Regions from separate parts of the Homo sapiens genome. Here region 2 is linked to region 1. A link is a loop called in an ENCODE intact Hi-C map of the cell type or tissue named here. Cell type or tissue: endothelial cell of umbilical vein. All regions are shown on one strand. Links, peaks and the distances in the headings refer to the core of each region. The heading gives the core; the rest is flanking DNA.

Region 1 (8,383 bases), core at 278-8,277:
CCCCATACTTTCTTTTTCTAATAACCCAAGGTACACACACACCACACACACATGTGCATGTGCACAAGCCCTGCCTGCCCACACTCACCAGTGCCCATCCTCAAGCCACCTACGCACATTCTTGGCAAAACAAAACAAAACAAAACAAAGCAAAAAACAACTATTTAAATCTTTTTATTCATCTTTGTTGAATAGCTTTCTCCCTCTGGTTTCCAGAATTCTTGCCTAAAAATTATGGTTTCAGCCTTATCATTAAAAAAAAAACTTGTCAAATTCTGCCATACTTCAGAATTGAGAAACTTGTGAAGTAAAAATAAGAGTATAAATTAGAATGATTTAACTGACCTCAACTCACTGAGTTAACAGTGTGTCAAAAAAATGAGTATTGGAAAGGGAATCATATATTTGAGATTCTGGACATTCTTTGACTCAAATTAGCCACTGTGGGGCAATTCACATCTTCTTTGTGCTTCAATTTCCTCATCTGTTAACCGAGTATCCTATTAATACTTCCTTCCCCTTAGAGTTTATTCATTCATTCTACAGTTTTGTTATTTTCTTTCAGCACCTTCTTTATTCTAGTTGCTATACTGAGTTCTACAGATACAACATGAAGTAAGACACAAATAGTTCTCTGAAGTAGCCCACATTCTATGGGAAGAAAGCACACAAAGTAAAAAGTGCTGTGATAGAGGTATGTCCAGAGTCCCAATGGGATCAAATACATCTCAAGGGATGTGTATAATATGAGTGCACAGAGTGCTAGATAAGAGGAGGGTGGGAGATGTGTCCCACTGGTGTCTGAGCTCCTAATAGAGCTTCAGTTTCTCTGGTCCAGTTCTCCTTTGCCCTAGCAAGTTGACTCATCCTTCTATGTCCAGGGCCCCACAACAGATTCCAGAGGCTTAACAGTGCTCTGGACCATTGAAAATGGGTGGAAAACTCTCCATGGGACGGAGAGACAGGGAACTGACATGTTGCTGGGCAATGGGCAATGATCTAGATATAGTCAGCAGGTCATCCTTATCAGGCTACAGTGAGAAGGATCACCTAATTTTCCAAGCGATGTACCGTGCTTTCTCAAACAGAAAATCTGCTATCCCAGAAAGGCCTTCCATGGCCTTGTGCTGCTCCCTGGCACCAGCAGCTGCAGGACATTTGCTCCCAATGAGTCAGCATTCTCCCTTTGTAGACTCTATGCCTGCCTGATTATCAGCTTTACTGTGGAACCTTCAGATAGTCAAGGGAAGGAACAGATCTCTTGCTCCTAACACCTTGACCATAGATCTTTAAATTGAACAACAAAAAATTTCTCATATGGTACTCTGCTTCTGATCTAAAAACTTGCTTTGGGATGAGGAATACAGGAAGAATGGTAATTCTTATTTACCCTACCAAGGGAGATATGGTAAATAAGAATTGGACACAGTGGTTAATTCCAAATATCATTCCATCATATGAGCTGTTGTTATTTGTGATGTTACTAGCAGCCAGATCACACCATCTTCTTTAGCAATCCATTCTGCCCCTAGCATCACAGCTTTAAAATGGAATAGGGTACATTTCATAGACTCACAAAAATCCAGCTTTATTTATGTAGCAAGTTCAGATAAGTGATATGATTTGTTCAAATTCATACAGCAGAACCAAGGGTAGATGTCACTTTCAAGTTCAGGCTTCCTCCCAGACCAATTGCTATTTTATTTTATTTTTCCAGACCAACATTTTGTTAACTGCTGATATCTTGTTTGTTGCACAATCCTTAAAGTCAGATTGTTTTCTTATCCTGGCCTTACTGTTTGCTAGCTGGATGTACTTGAGCAAGTCACTTTACTCCGCTGAGACTTATATTCTAATCTGTTAGATAGAGACTCTCATCTGGGGGAAATAATATATGCCCCTTATAATCAATGTGATGATTATATAATTTAATTCATATAAAGGTTTTAGGACAGTGACTTGTATATGATAATTTCTCCATAATTTTTTTAACATTTTAGATAAAGTTGTTTTTTAGATGCTCACCTGGCTCTTGTTTTTTTCCCCTCCTTTATAATTATAATTATTATGCAACAAATGTTACTGTGTTTTAAACACTATGTAAGGTAGATATTTTTAAAATAAGATTGATTATTCTCTAGGTTTTGTGAATAAGAAAGTAAATAAAATCCATCACTTTCTACACATGTACCCCATAAGTATATACAAATATGTAACAATGAAAACATTTTAAAATCCATAACTTCATAATTAATTTACTATATTTTATTAAGTTTTTGAGGTTATGTCTATTTTAAGCATATGGTAGAAACGTTATGTAATGATATACTACTATGAATCTCTTTTCAATTTCGTGTTCAATGACATTACCTTGATTTTGAAATCAACCATGGTGGAAATATTTATACCATGAAAATTGGCAAATGCTGTAAGTCAGGGCTTGATGTATTGTTTTGATGATTTCGCTAGACTTGATAGGTTAATAATGCTGTATTCTGTCTGTGACTATTGAGTCATAAACAACATAAATAACAGGAAATATTTTTCAGTATTAGTGGATTTAACACTATTAGTGAATTTAACAAAGATTCGGCTAATACCATTAACAAACAAGTGAAGTTTTAATATATGCCTTTGTCCATTCACTTTTTTGCTCCCAGTTAACATAAATGAAAATATCAAGCACCATTCATTTCACAATCACACTTGTTGATCAGTGAAGTAAGAGACATTTTTGCTGAACCAGACAGTATTTAAACGTTTATTTGCAGGCTGATATTGTCAAATAATGGTTGGATTGCAATAATAGCTTGGCCATGAATACAAGAGTTCAACAGAAATTAACTAATGTATTCTATGAGAATCAATTAGCTATATGGAATTTATAATAAAGATTATTGTATATTTTATATATATAACATGTAAATTGTGTGCTACTTGTCCTGTATATGAGTGAAATGTATAATAAACTTATGTACATGTACATATGCACATATTTTTCCCCCAGGGAGCTGGTTGTTAAATATTTATCAGCACACCACTGTCCCCAATTCATATCTACCTTCTAGTCATCACCTCTCTGGCTTTGGAGCAGATCATAAACTCTAGAATCCAGACACCAGCCAGTGCAGTACTTCACAAGCTCTGCAGTACTTCTCAGGATCTGTTTTCCCAGGATGACCTTGTGTGAGCTGTAAGTCATCAAAACCTGGTTCCTTTGATCTGCCCTGGGGAGAAAGGAATTATGTCCCTTTAACATGGACAAAACTCCACGGGACCTCAGCTTGCAAATTCAGGATTAAGAGAACTTGAAATTCATTGACATTCTACAAACTCAGAGCTAACGAAGCCTGTGAGGGTCATCCCTTCCAGAACTTTCGTCTTTATGGAATGAGTATCAGAACAGGCCAGTCTCAGGCTCATGTCTGAGTGATTTATCATTTTCATTCATCACCTCTAAGGCTGAGCTGGCCCCAGTTTCCCTTGTCTGGGCTATGGATGTCCCCTGCTGGAATCCAGAGCTCACTGCAGCTCAGGGAATTAGAACAAATGCTGCGGCCGTAGATGCATTGTGTGTATGTGTAAGAACACACTCGCTGTCTGCGTGCCTCTCGACAGGAAACCACTCCGGAAATTCACTCTCTTGTCCTGGTTTTACAGGTCTGCCCTCATTTACTGATTTCATGTCCCAAATGATTGAGAATCATTATTTATCAAGTCTTTTGAATAATGTCTACCACATGGTAAGCTCTCAATAAACATTTACTGAAAAAAATGAGCATAGCCTTGTAAGGTACATTATGCGTGATCTAATTTCATCCTCACAACAATCAAATAAATTAGGAACTATGGTTAACTCCTTCTTGTTTTCAGGTGTTGGAACTCAGGCCTAGAGGTTAGGTCACTTACATAAGGTCACTTAGCTTGGATGTGGCAGCATCAGCCTTAGGGCATAAGTGTCCCTGTCTGCAGGCTCGCTGCTCTGCTACAGCCTGCCATGCAGTCTCCAAAGGGTTCCTTCTCCACAGCTTCTCCAAACAGAAATACCTGCTCCTTTTTGCTTTCGTATTTCCCCACTCCCAGTATTCACCCAGGGTGAATCTCGTCCTTTGTCCTGCTTGCTGTGTACCCTGGCCAAATCCCTTCGCCTTTCAGAGCCTGAGTTTCTTCATCAGATAAATAAAGGGGATGGATTAGCTGACTCTTAATTTTAAAATGCCAATTCTAAAATGCTGACGCTTTCTGAATTTAATTTCAGGATAGACATGCTGAGGTCCAAATTGCTAGGGATTTCCTCTCTGGCCAAGGAAACAAAACTCAGTCATATACTACTTGTGAGTTTGTATCAGGAGGATGAAATTAAGCCCCAAAGTCTGCACTGCCCTTTGGGAACGTACTTTTTCAGATCAGAAGCCAACGATCACTTACATGAGAGGTTATCAGTAGATGGACAAAAAGCACCATTTCTCTCTTCTCTCCAGTGAGCCAAAGCATGGTTGCCAATTCAGACAGCCAGTTGGGAGTTTTCAACATGTGACAAGCCCAAAGGCATTTCTGAAGCTGCCAGCACAGAGGCCTGTCGAATCTGCTAAGGAACCAGATGCAGCAGATAAATATCTTCCACAGCTTGGCATCTGGGGCCTGTGCTTGCCAGCTGAGAGAAGGGGCTGTGTTGCACAGTGCTGGGGGTGGGGATGGCAGAGAGACAGCAGCTGAACAAATCACACATATTTCTCATTGAAGTAGAAAAAAAGGCAATTCTAGAGAGCATTTCAAAATTCTAAAAGGACCAGATTAAATACGGATGGTTATATGTAGGTTATTATTATATGATGGACTGGATTATAAATAGGTAAGTTATATATTGTGGTCTTTGATACCATTGTTTCATTCAGTCTGTTGATATTATTTTGCATTTCTAGAATGCAATAGTCTTTATGCAATTCATTTAGTGCAATTACATTTACAAGACAATCTCTCTCTCTCTCTCACACACACACACATACACACACAAATCTTGTATATCTAGCTCTGCACCAAATAAAAATTACAGAAATAAAGCATTCTTTTCATCATGAGGCAAAAAATGACTATGTGTTGAGTCATGTGTCCAGACTTTGTTTTTTCAAAAATATATTTCCCTTTTAGATTCTTCAAAAGAATTGATGAAATTTCATCAATTTCCTCTCAATATAATTCATAATTATTTATTGAATGCCTACTATGTGCAAGAGATTGCTTGGTGCAATTATTATGAAGAGAAAGAGACAAAGTGTCTTCAAGGAGCTTATTAACAATTCCTGGCATACTAATAATCAATGGGATTTTCCTCAACTTCAACCTGATTAAGGGCATCTTGAAAAACCTTCTGCTAACATCACAATTGGTGGGGAAAAACTGAAGCCTTTTTTCTTAAGCTCAAGTGTAAGGCTGTCCAATCTCACCACTTCAATGTCCTATGAAGGTATTAGCCAATGCAAGAAGGTCGGACAAGAAATGAAACCCATTCAGATTGAAGAGAAAGAAGCAAAACTCTATTTGCAGACAGCCTGGTTGTCTAAGTAAAAAATTCTTTTTTTTTTTTTTAAAATTTTTTTTTTTTATTATACTCTAAGTTTTAGGGTACATGTGCACATTGTGCAGGTTAGTTACATATGTATACATGTGCCACGCTGGTGCGCTGCACCCACTAACGTGTCATCTAGCATTAGGTATATCTCCCAATGCTATCCCTCCCCCCTCCCCCGACCCCACCACAGTCCCCAGAGTGTGATATTCCCCTTCCTGTGTCCATGTGATCTCATTGTTCAATTCCCACCTATGAGTGAGAATATGCGGTGTTTGGTTTTTTGTTCTTGCGATAGTTTACTGAGAATGATGGTTTCCAATTTCATCCATGTCCCTACAAAGGACATGAACTCATCGTTTTTTATGGCTGCATAGTATTCCATGGTGTATATGTGCCACATTTTCTTAATCCAGTCTATCATTGTTGGACATTTGGGTTGGTTCCAAGTCTTTGCTATTATGAATAGTGCCGCAATAAACATACGTGTGCATGTGTCTTTATAGCAGCATGATTTATAGTCCTTTGGGTATATACCCAGTAATGGGATGGCTGGGTCAAATGGTATTTCTAGTTCTAGATCCCTGAGGAATCGCCACACTGACTTCCACAATGGTTGAACTAGTTTACAGTCCCACCAACAGTGTAAAAGTGTTCCTATTTCTCCACATCCTCTCCAGCACCTGTTGTTTCCTGACTTTTTAATGATTGCCATTCTAACTGGTGTGAGATGATATCTCATAGTGGTTTTGATTTGCATTTCTCTGATGGCCAGTGATGATGAGCATTTCTTCATGTGTTTTTTGGCTGCATAAATGTCTTCTTTTGAGAAGTGTCTGCGTGGGCAAGGACTTCATGTCCAAAACACCAAAAGCAATGGCAACAAAAGCCAAAATTGACAAATGGGATCTAATTAAACTCAAGAGCTTCTGCACAGCAAAAGAAACTACCATCAGAGTGAACAGGCAACCTACAACATGGGAGAAAATTTTCGCAACCTACTCATCTGACAAAGGGCTAATATCCAGAATCTACAATGAACTCAAACAAATTTACAAGAAAAAAACAAACAACCCCATCAAAAAGTGGTCTAAGTAAAAAATTCTAAGTAATCTACAAAAATGCTACTAAAACTAATATGCGTGTTTAGCAAGGCTTCATATCAAGTCAGAAACAATAGTTTCCTCCTATTTGCAGGGGATAAGTTTCAAAACCCCAAGTGGATGCCTACAATCATGAATAGTACCAAACCCTAAATATACAACATATTTTTCCTTTTTTTTTTTTTTTTTGAGACGGAGTTTCGCTCTGTCTCCTAGGCTGGAGTGCAGTGGTGTGATCTTGGCTTATTCCAAACTCCTCCTCCTGGATTCAAGTGATTCTCCAGCCTCAGCCTCCTGAGTAGCTGGGATTACAGGCACCTGCCACCATGCCAGGCTAATTTTTGTATTTTTAGTAGAGACGTGGTTTCGTCATGTTGGCCAGGCTGGTCTCGAACTCCTGACCTCAGGTGATCCACCTATCTCGGCCTCCTAAAGTGCTGGGATCACAGGCTTGAGCCACCGTGCCCTGCCTAATATATTTTCCTAAACATACATACGATGAAATTTAGTGAATTGTGCAGAGTAAAAGATTAACAGCAATAATTAATAATAAAATAGAACAATTATGCCAATATATTGTAATATACTGTAATAAAAGTCATGTGAATGTGACCCTCTCTCTCTCTAACTATCCTATTGTTACTATATGCACCTATTTTCAGACCAAGGTTGACCACAGCTAACTGAAACTGAGGAAAGCAAACCTATGAGGAAAGGAGAACTACTGCATATAAGAAGTAATTTTATTTTTGTATACCAGCTGTTATGGATTGAATTCCGTCCCCTTAAAACTCATATGTTGAAACCCTGGCCTTCAATGTGGCTGTATTTGGAGAAAGGGGTGCTTGGGGTAATAAAGTTTAAGTGAGGTCATAATTGGCCTTACTCCAATAGAACAGGTGTCCTTATAAGAAGAGGAAGAGATACCGGAGGGATATCTCTTCCCCTCCCCCTCATGAGTACACTGAGGAAAGGCCACATGAGGACACAGTGAGAAGGTGGCCATCTTTAAGCCAGGAAAAAAAAAAGCCTCACCAGACACTAATCCTGCTAGCACCTTGATTTTGGACTTCTACCTTCCAGAACTGTGAGTAAATAAATTTCCATTATTTAAGCCACGTAGTGTATGGTATCTTATTATGATAGCCCAAACTGACTAATGCACTAGCCACAAATAATGAAAATTAAAATAAAAATGATACAATTACAATAACATCAACAATATGAAATGCCTAAAAATAAATGTTAACGAGCCTAAACATATGTAACATAAAGTCAATATACAAAATTTACGATATACAAAATGTAGTCTCAAAGACTAAGCTATTAAGAGTGACTTTCCCCCCTATATATTAGAAAGACAGATGCAGATAGCTATAGATAGCAGGAGTTGTCATGAAAACTCACAGAGAACTGAGGAAGCTTGTAGATGCAGCTCAGTAGCTACAAGGAAACTCGTAGACACCAAGTGCTTTGGTCATCGTATGCATTTAATTATATGAATTTCTGAAAGTTTTTGGAATGAATGTGTGAAATCTTCCTGTTCTTGATATTTCCTCTAGCTGACTTCAACATTCCAAGCATTAATTAATTTAAAAAAGACATCAGAAGCCATGCCAGAGAGACTCTTTGTCACAGTCTGATTATGAATCTGGAATGACAAGTAAGTTTCAACTTGAGAGCCAACTCTGATAGATTGGTAGTGACTACCTAG
Region 2 (8,383 bases), core at 290-8,289, 140 kb before region 1:
TGTGGCATGAAAGTAGAGATTTCAAAAGTTTAACATAGATTAAAATGAATTGATGAGCATCTTGGTTTTGAGCAACAAATAGTATGCAATAAAGTGAGTAAAGAAAATGTTAATTATAGAATTTAAGTGGCAGAAATGTGAGTGTTTGCAGTTAAATATTTCCAACTTTCCTTTATGTTTGTAATTTTTAACAACAAGATGTTGGAGAAAGATCTTAATCCAGGCCTTAGCATACAAAACTACCTCCATAAATTGTTGAGAGATGGATAAATTTAGTGGAAATCTGCTTGCCAATTAGCTCGGAGGTTAAGATAGAGATCAGGACAGTCTGTCCTTTTCACTTTTCTGATGCACTGATCCTTCTCTGGCAAGTGTTATGCAATATGATCAACACTCCATTCCGAGATGCTTATGTGCTGAAGGAGTAGTTGCTACAACAAGCTTGTTGATGAGAAGTCTGCATAGCTAGTTTCGGCAATCTGGGCTATTGCTGAATGTGGGCAGTAAAGCAGCAGGTATCTTGTCTGAAGAAGTCTTCCGGGAGCCCTACAGTTACTGTGCATTACAGATGATGTTTTAATCCAGTTATGTATATGATACTCAGATGGAGTAAGAATGTGTGAGAGATTAGTTCAGTGATTGTCAAGTGCAATTACAGACATTAAATTACATGGTTTGTTTATGCCCATATCTAAGAAAAGTAAATAAGGTCATTGGCAGGGAATACGACAGTAATTGCTTCTCTTAGTCAGTTAATAAGCACTGTCTGAGCACCTACTGTGGACCAGGTGCTGGGCTAAGTATTGTGATACATGTGGAGATAAATCAGTGATAGGCCTTGATGTGAGTCACTCACTCTGTCTCTAGGGAGATCTCAATGTCTGTAGCTCTCTTTTACCCCCTACTGCTCAGGAAAGGAGAACTCTGTTCCAGTTCAAGGACAAAACAGATTTTTTTTTTCTTTGGAGACGGAGTTTCTCTTTTGTCACCCAGGCTGGAGTGCAATGGCTCTATCTTGGCTCACTGCAACCTCCACCTCCCAGGTTCAAGTGATTCTCCTGCCTCAGCCTCCCGAGCAGCTGGAACTACAGGTGCACACCACCACACCCAGCTAATTTTTGTATTTTTAGCAGAAACTGGGTTTCACCATATTGGCCAGGCTGGTCTCGAACTTCTGACCTCAGATGATCCACCTGCCTCGGCCTCCCAGAGTGCTGGGATTACAGGCATGAGCCACCGTGCCCAGCCAGATTTTTTAAAGTATGCACAATGGAGCCACCATAGAGAGTAGTGTACTTTCAGGAAGATGCATGGTTAAACTTGGATCTACTTTGTGACTCACCCTGTACTCCCTCAGACTAAGGTCACGCTAAGATTAGGTCTGCAAGTGGCATCTTGGGAACTGCCTTGCCTTTGGAAGGCCAAATGTAATAAGGAGTTTCCCAGTCAGAAGAATGCCTGGAATGAGTAGTTTAGATAAGTTCCACATTAGATATGGGATGGGGTGGGGTGAGGTGTGATATAAAATGATATAAAAGGGCCTCAGTTATTTAACTCAGCATTGCCTGGTACAGAACCACATAGGGACTCTAGCCGAGGACAGGGCTAGTAAGAAAAAGGGAGCATTTTTCTGGAATGTCCTTTATATAGGTATATATTCCTTGGAGACAACATTTGAGTTTCCGTAGAGGTAAACATCTCATCAAGAGTCAGGGACTGAAATCTCTACTCATCTTCTCTCAGGTGACATGTTTTACACTTAGCCCAAAGAGCTTAAGTCTCAAATGGGGAGGTAAGATTACATCCCTATAGTGACTGATCATGCTAATTACCTTTTGCTGTAATAATGTATTATTTTATATTCCTGTCTCCTCTACCAGTTTTTGAATCATTAAGATCAAACACTATTCTTTAGTCTTCTTTCTATTTCCAGTGCCTAGTAGAGTGGCACAGTGTTGTTAATAAATATTGTTGAATGAATTAAATAAATCATTAATAGGAGGCCAGGCATAGTGACTCACACTTATAATCCCAGCAGTTTGGGAGGCCGAAGTCAGGAGTTTGAGATCTGCCTGGCCAACATGGCAAAATCTCTCTATACTAAAAATTACAAAAATTAGCCAGGTATGGTGGGGCAGGCCTGTAATCTCAGCTACTCGGGTGGCTGAGGCATGAGAATCACTTGTACCTGGGAGGCAGAAGTTGCAGTGAGCTGAGATTGTACCACTGCTCTCCAGCCTGGGTGACAGAGTGAGATTCTGTCTCAAAAAGAAAAAAAAAAAAAAAGAATTTATTATGGACAAAATGTGTCTCCTCAAAATTCATGTTGATGCTCTAGCCCCCAGAGTAGCTATATTTGGTTGGAGATAGGGCCTCTAAGGGAGTATTTAAGGTCAAATGAAGCCACATGATAGAGCCCTGATCCTGTAGGATTAAAGATCTTATAAAAAGAAACATGAAAGAGCTCCTTCCACCTGCTTGCTCCCACCAAGGAAAGGCCATGTGAGGACGTAGCAAGAAGATGGCCATCAACAAGCCTGGAAGAGAGACTCCACCTGATACTGAATCAGTTGGAACCTTGATTCTGAACTTCTAGCCTCCAAAACTATAAGAAAATTAATTTCTCTTGTTTAAGCCATGCAGTCTATGGTATTTTGTTATGGCAATATAAGCAATGTAATACAGAAGTCCTATCACAGTGTAGAACATTTGAGAACATTAGCAAGATGGCCAACTAGAAAGAAGCTCCTAGTGCTTGTCCCTCTCACACAGACAGCCAAAGAAATAAATAAACAAACGTTTTTAAGGAAAATAGCTAAAGGAGAGCACTGGAGTACATCAAAGGAGTAGCATAAATCCTGTAGAGAACAGAAACCCAGGATGACTACCTAGAGGATGGAAGGAAACAACTCACCTTCCCTAACCCATTCCCCAGATAGGATCACCTTGGAACCAGGAGGGACTTCTGTCTGTGAGGAAAAGGTAGACGATAGCACTCAGCAGCCTCCATCACTACTTTAGATACCTACAGTTCTCACCACTAGGGGCTCCTATAGTCCTCACAGGCACTAGACCCAGCTGAGAGAGTTTTCTGGATTCCACATAGCTGTATAAGTGATGCTGGAATAACTGGGTTTCCCTATGCAAAATAAATGAAATTTGACCCTTATACCACACACAAATATTAATTCAAAATGGATGAAAGAAATACATATAAGTACTGAAGTTATAAAACTACTAGAAGAAGCTAGGCACAGTGACTCATGCCTATAATACCAGCACTTTTGGGGGCTGAGACAGGAGGATTTCTTGATACTTGGAGGTGGAGGCTACAGTGAGTTGTGATCACACCACTACACTGCAGCTTGGGTAAAAGAGTAAAATCTTGACTCAATAAAAATAAAAAATAGAGGGGAAAAAACAGGGAAAAAGGTCCTTGACATTGGCCTTGGCAATGATTTCTTGGCTATTGCACCAAAAGCTCAGGCTGCAATAGCAAAAATAAGTAAATGAGACCATATCAAATAAAAAATCATCTGCCCATCAAGGAAAGCAAGCCACAAAATAAAAAGGCAACCTGTAGATTGTAAAAAAAATTTGCAAACTATGTATCAGATAACAGGTTAATATCCAAGATTTATAAAGAACTCATAATTTAATAACAAAAGCCGCCAATTAAAAAATGGCCAAGTGACTTTAATAGGCATTTCTCCAAATATGACATAGAAATAATCGATAAGTACATGAAAATGTGCTCAACATCATTAGTCTTCAGGGAAACACAAATCAAAACTGCTCTGATATACCACCTCACACCTGTTAGGGTAGCTATTATCAAAAGGACAAGAGACAGCAAATGTTGACAAGGGTGTGGAGAAAGGCAACCCTTGTACACTGTTGATGGAAATGCAGACTAGTGCAGCCACAAAGACAAACAATATGGAAGTTCCTAAAGAAATACAAAATTGAACTACGATGTGACCCTGTAATATGTCTTTAAGGTACGTACCCAAAATAAGTGAAACTGCCACCTCATAAAGGTATCTTCACTCCCATGTTCATTCCAGAATTATTCACAATAGCTAAGATGTGGAAAGAATCTAGATGTCCATTGATGGGTGAAAGGATGCAGAAACTGTGGTATAGATATACAATGGAATATTATTCAGCCTTAAAAAAGGAGATCCTTCCACTTGATGCAACACAGAAGGATCTGAAAGACATGCTAAGTAAAATTAGCCAGACATAGAAAAAGGAACAAATATTGCATGATCTCACTTATACGTGAAATAAAAATATGTCTTATATATAGAGATAGTGAATAAAACAATGATTACCATGGTTGGGATGGCAGGGGAGAAAAGGGAAGATGTAGGTCAAAGGATACAATGTATCAACTATGTAAGATGAACAAATCAAAAGATCTAGTGTAAAGCATGAGGGACTATAGTTAATAATAGTGTATTATATTTAGTATTTTTGCTAAATGAGTAGCTTATAGGTGCTCTTGCCATGGGACAATGGCGGGGGGAATGGGTAACTATGTGAGATAAAGAATATGTTAATTTGGTTCACTATAGTAGCCATTTTACTATATGTATGTATCTTATGTTGTGTAACTTAAATATACACAATAAAACTTATTTTTAAAAAGTGCAGAAAATGCTAGCATTTAAAAGGATAAAGACGTCACTTCTAGCTGAGGGCAAGAGGATCATAACAATGAGGAAGTAGCACTGGAGAGCCTTGAAACCTAAAAGATGCTATTTCCAGTAAGGGAAAACATGATGAACAATGGCAGGGGGAAGGAAAGGATAAGAAGTCAGATCACAAAAAGGAAACGTAATGCCTGAAAATGGGGTTTGAGAATTTAAATGTTGGAGGATACTTTAACGTCCAGCTAAGGTCTTTTAACTTATTTTCATAGGCATCAAATAGCTATCACAATTTGAGCAGCCATACTAATGTGGTCAGAGTGATGCTTTGAGAGGAATGGTTTCTGTGTTCAGCCTTCCTGTCTGAGGGTGACTGACATCAGGCATGACCTCACTATTGACAGTCTTAACAGGATAATCCTATCTTGTATATCGGCCCCCAAATTCATATGTGATACTCCCTTAGTTACAGGGAGTCATTCCTTACATCACTGCTAGTACAAAGGTTACTTTGGGGCCAGTTCTTATCCAAGCAGTTTATCAAGCCAGGGTCGCAGGCATCCATTGCAGGAGGAAACAATAGCTCAGGAACTTCCTTAAATTTACCACTGGATTTATTTCAAATTCCTTTGTAATCTCTTCCTTAGAGCAGTAAATTCTGAGCTCAGGGCTTTGCATTTAATTCCAATATTTGGATTGTGAGAGCTTTTAATACCTGTGGACTTGGCTATTGCAGGGAACAAAATGCATCCCCATTAATCAGAACTAGACTGAGTCATGTTACACAAACCGCAGATTTCTACAAGAAAATTAAAAGGCAGTATCATTTCACTTCTGCCAAGTGTTTTCTTAAGATTCAGGGGGAAAATTGGGACCCTCTATATTGTGTCCAGTGATGCTGCCAAAAATATAGCACCCGAGGACACGACAAATGAATGTATAAATAGGAATTGCTCAGAAGGGGTTAGTCATAAATCACTGTGTGAGCTGGAACCCAGGCTTCTTTTTTTGTGTTGCTTAAAATGTGAAACGTTATTGGTGACTTCTAGAAAAACAATTTGATTTTTGTACAGTTGCTTTAGAAGGTTGTGGAAAAATAGGGAAGCATAATTTCCCTAGTGGAACCAGAGGCAAGTTATAAGATTTTCTGGTGACTCTAGGATCATATAAACTACTTTGAATAATGGAATAGAGTCTGTTAAAGAACTGCAATGGTGTGGTTTCTGGAATCGTAAGTTTTCATCTTAAACATTTAAAAATCTGGGGTATGGTGATGGACTGGCTTTGGGTCAAAAATGCACTATAGTAAATTGCATTGATGTGGCAGCAACAATTATGGGCCTTTTCTGTTGGGGTCCTGTAATTCTTCCATAGTACTTACTCCTAGAAAACTTTTCTGTGTTTTTTTAAAAAACTGCTTTATAATGTCCTAAGTTATGTCTGAACTTTTTTTTCTTCAAAAAATAAAATAGAGTTTCTGTTTGTTAAAGATATTAAACTCAAAACTGGAGGACTATGGCAAAAAGACATTAAGATCTTCATAGACAAAAGTGCTAAGCATTTTAATAAAACTGCATGTTGTTAATGCTAAATAGGTATTTTAAATTTTTTTACAGATATTCCTATTATGCCAGTTATGATTTTGGTTAAAAGTAGTACCTTTCCTTTTATTTAAGAGCACAGTGGTTGAGATTGCTACTTTTATTTTCAGAAAACCTATAAAGAGATTTGGAAGGTAGCGAATTAATTCAATCACCAACCCCAATACTAATTCGTTAGGAGTCAGCAAGAGTTAGCTAAAAAGGCCTGAGATGTTGAATATATTTCCAAAGTGTTATAACTTCTCAATGGCCCATGTTTTTGAATTAGTTTTTGCTACATTATTTGTTGTCATGATTTTATTCTGCTGGCCATTTGGTCTGGGCTCAGCTGGATGGTTCTTCTGCATGTCCTATCTAGACTCACTCATGTGGTATAGTCAGAGGGCTGATTGAGGCTTGTTGGTCTAAGATGGCTTCAGTCACCTATTTGGAGTTTGGATCAGGTGATGGGGCAACTGAACCACGTATTTCTAACATCTGATAGGCAGCTCTGGCTTTTTCTCTCCGTGGTGACTGGGTTCCAAAAACAAGAGAGGGCAAACTCCAGTGTGCAAGCTCTTTTTAAAGCTTCTGCTTTTATTATGTTGCTGCTGTTCTATTGGACAAAACAAATCACATGAACAAGCCCAGATATAAGGGTTGGTTGGAAAAATAGATTCCAAACAGTGTAGATTAGCTTTCAGTTTTATAGATTTGCTGAAAATAATATTAGCAATCTCAGCTCATGGGTTTTTGAAGGAAGGAGTTGCAAAATATTGCAGTGCCTGTGTGTGTGTCTGATGTGTATGTGTTTTAGTTAATCTATCATATCAAACTTTTCTTTAATGATATGATCCTAGTGGTGGATAAATATTGTAGCTCTTTTACTTACTAGTTGTGTGACTTTGGGAAAGTTTCTTAGCCTCTCTGTACCCATTTTCTCATTGCCTCATGGGACTAAAAATAGTATTAAAGGATTAAATGTGTTAACAATTGTAAGGCTTGGAACAATGCTTGGAACACAGTGTACACTCAATAAATATTAGCTATTACTGATTTTGGTCCTTTCCCTCTGTATTATTTTCATATTATTGCTGTAACAAATGACCACAGACTTGGCTTAACACAACACAAATATATTATCTTACTGTTGTCAAGGTCACTGGGTGACCTCTGGGTTTTCCTGGGCTAAAATCATGTATCAGCATAACTGGGCTGGCCTATTTCCTTGCCTTTTTAAAATTTGTTCATCTTCAAAGTAATTAATGTCCAGTGGAGTCTTTCTCATATCACATCACTCTGATCTCTGCTCTGTCATCATGTCTCCTTCTCTGACTCTAACTCTCCTGCCACCCTCTTTCACCTATAAGGCACCTCACCTTGCCCTTATATTGGGCCCACCTGAATAATTCCGGGCTAATCTTTGCATCTCAAGATCCTTAATTTAATCCCATCTGCAAAGTCCCTTTTTCCATGTAAAGTATCAAATTCAAAGGTTCTGGAGATTAGAATGTGGACATCTTTGGGAAGCCATTAGTTTACCTGTCCTAAACTTGGATTATTCATTACAAAAATAAGCATGTTGGAAACACTTCACTTAACCATAGCTCTTTCAGGAAAGATTCTAGTGCCAATAAAGAAATACCATCCCCTACAATGTTGAGAGCATGTCTTTCCACTCTATACTGACAAAGAAGAATAAATATTTTGAATAATGAGATAAAAATTGTGATCCACTATGAATCAGTTAGAGTGTCAGAGAAAATGCTATATATTCACCAAATCTTATTTATTTTTATTCTGGCATTTAGCTATATTATATGTGCACCACTCTTGCCTCTCAGTGTTGTCTTGAGACAAATCCTCACCAATGAAATGACAGTGGCAGAGATCTATGTCACACCTGGAGTGAGGCAGTTAACAATAGGTATGGCTTTCACATGGCAACTTCCCTGTTAGAGGGACTCTGAGGCCCTAAGGATGACCAAGACACAAATTAGAAGAATCCTGGGTCCCTAATGTCTGTGTGGTAGAGCCCCACCTTCCTGCTGCTGAGACACAGAGTTGAAGTCGCTTCCATCAGCAGCTGGCCTACCATGACTAGTTACCCAAACACTGATGTGCAGAAAGACTCTCCATCCTCAGCTC

Evidence for each region. Hi-C counts contacts between places; a loop is a spot of excess contacts. Peaks named below come from ENCODE experiments on the same cell type or tissue, not always from the same donor. Only the 100,000 strongest peaks of a DNase experiment are listed, where the experiment ranks them.
Region 2: a loop joins it to region 1, with 3 times the contacts of the local background. A loop is called at or near these places in 3 of 110 quality-filtered maps.

The regions. Positions count from the first base shown.
Region 1 is chr1:60,276,664-60,285,046 of GRCh38, reverse strand. It overlaps LOC105378761 (a long non-coding RNA gene), which reads left to right and starts at 7,952. Exons shown (of 3, transcript XR_947431.2): 1 at 7,952-8,332. It overlaps LOC107985379 (a long non-coding RNA gene), which reads right to left and starts at 4,584. Exons shown (of 4, transcript XR_001738093.1): 1 at 4,429-4,584; 2 at 3,062-3,227. In endothelial cell of umbilical vein, for the core only: a CTCF peak has its summit at 3,528; DNase peaks (open chromatin) are centred at 3,506 and 4,596; H3K27ac peaks cover 2,304 bases.
Region 2 is chr1:60,420,373-60,428,755 of GRCh38, reverse strand. No RefSeq gene overlaps it. Among named protein-coding and RNA genes, the nearest start is that of LINC01748, 200 kb to the left of the region's middle. In endothelial cell of umbilical vein, for the core only: a CTCF peak has its summit at 3,042; a DNase peak (open chromatin) is centred at 5,135; H3K27ac peaks cover 468 bases.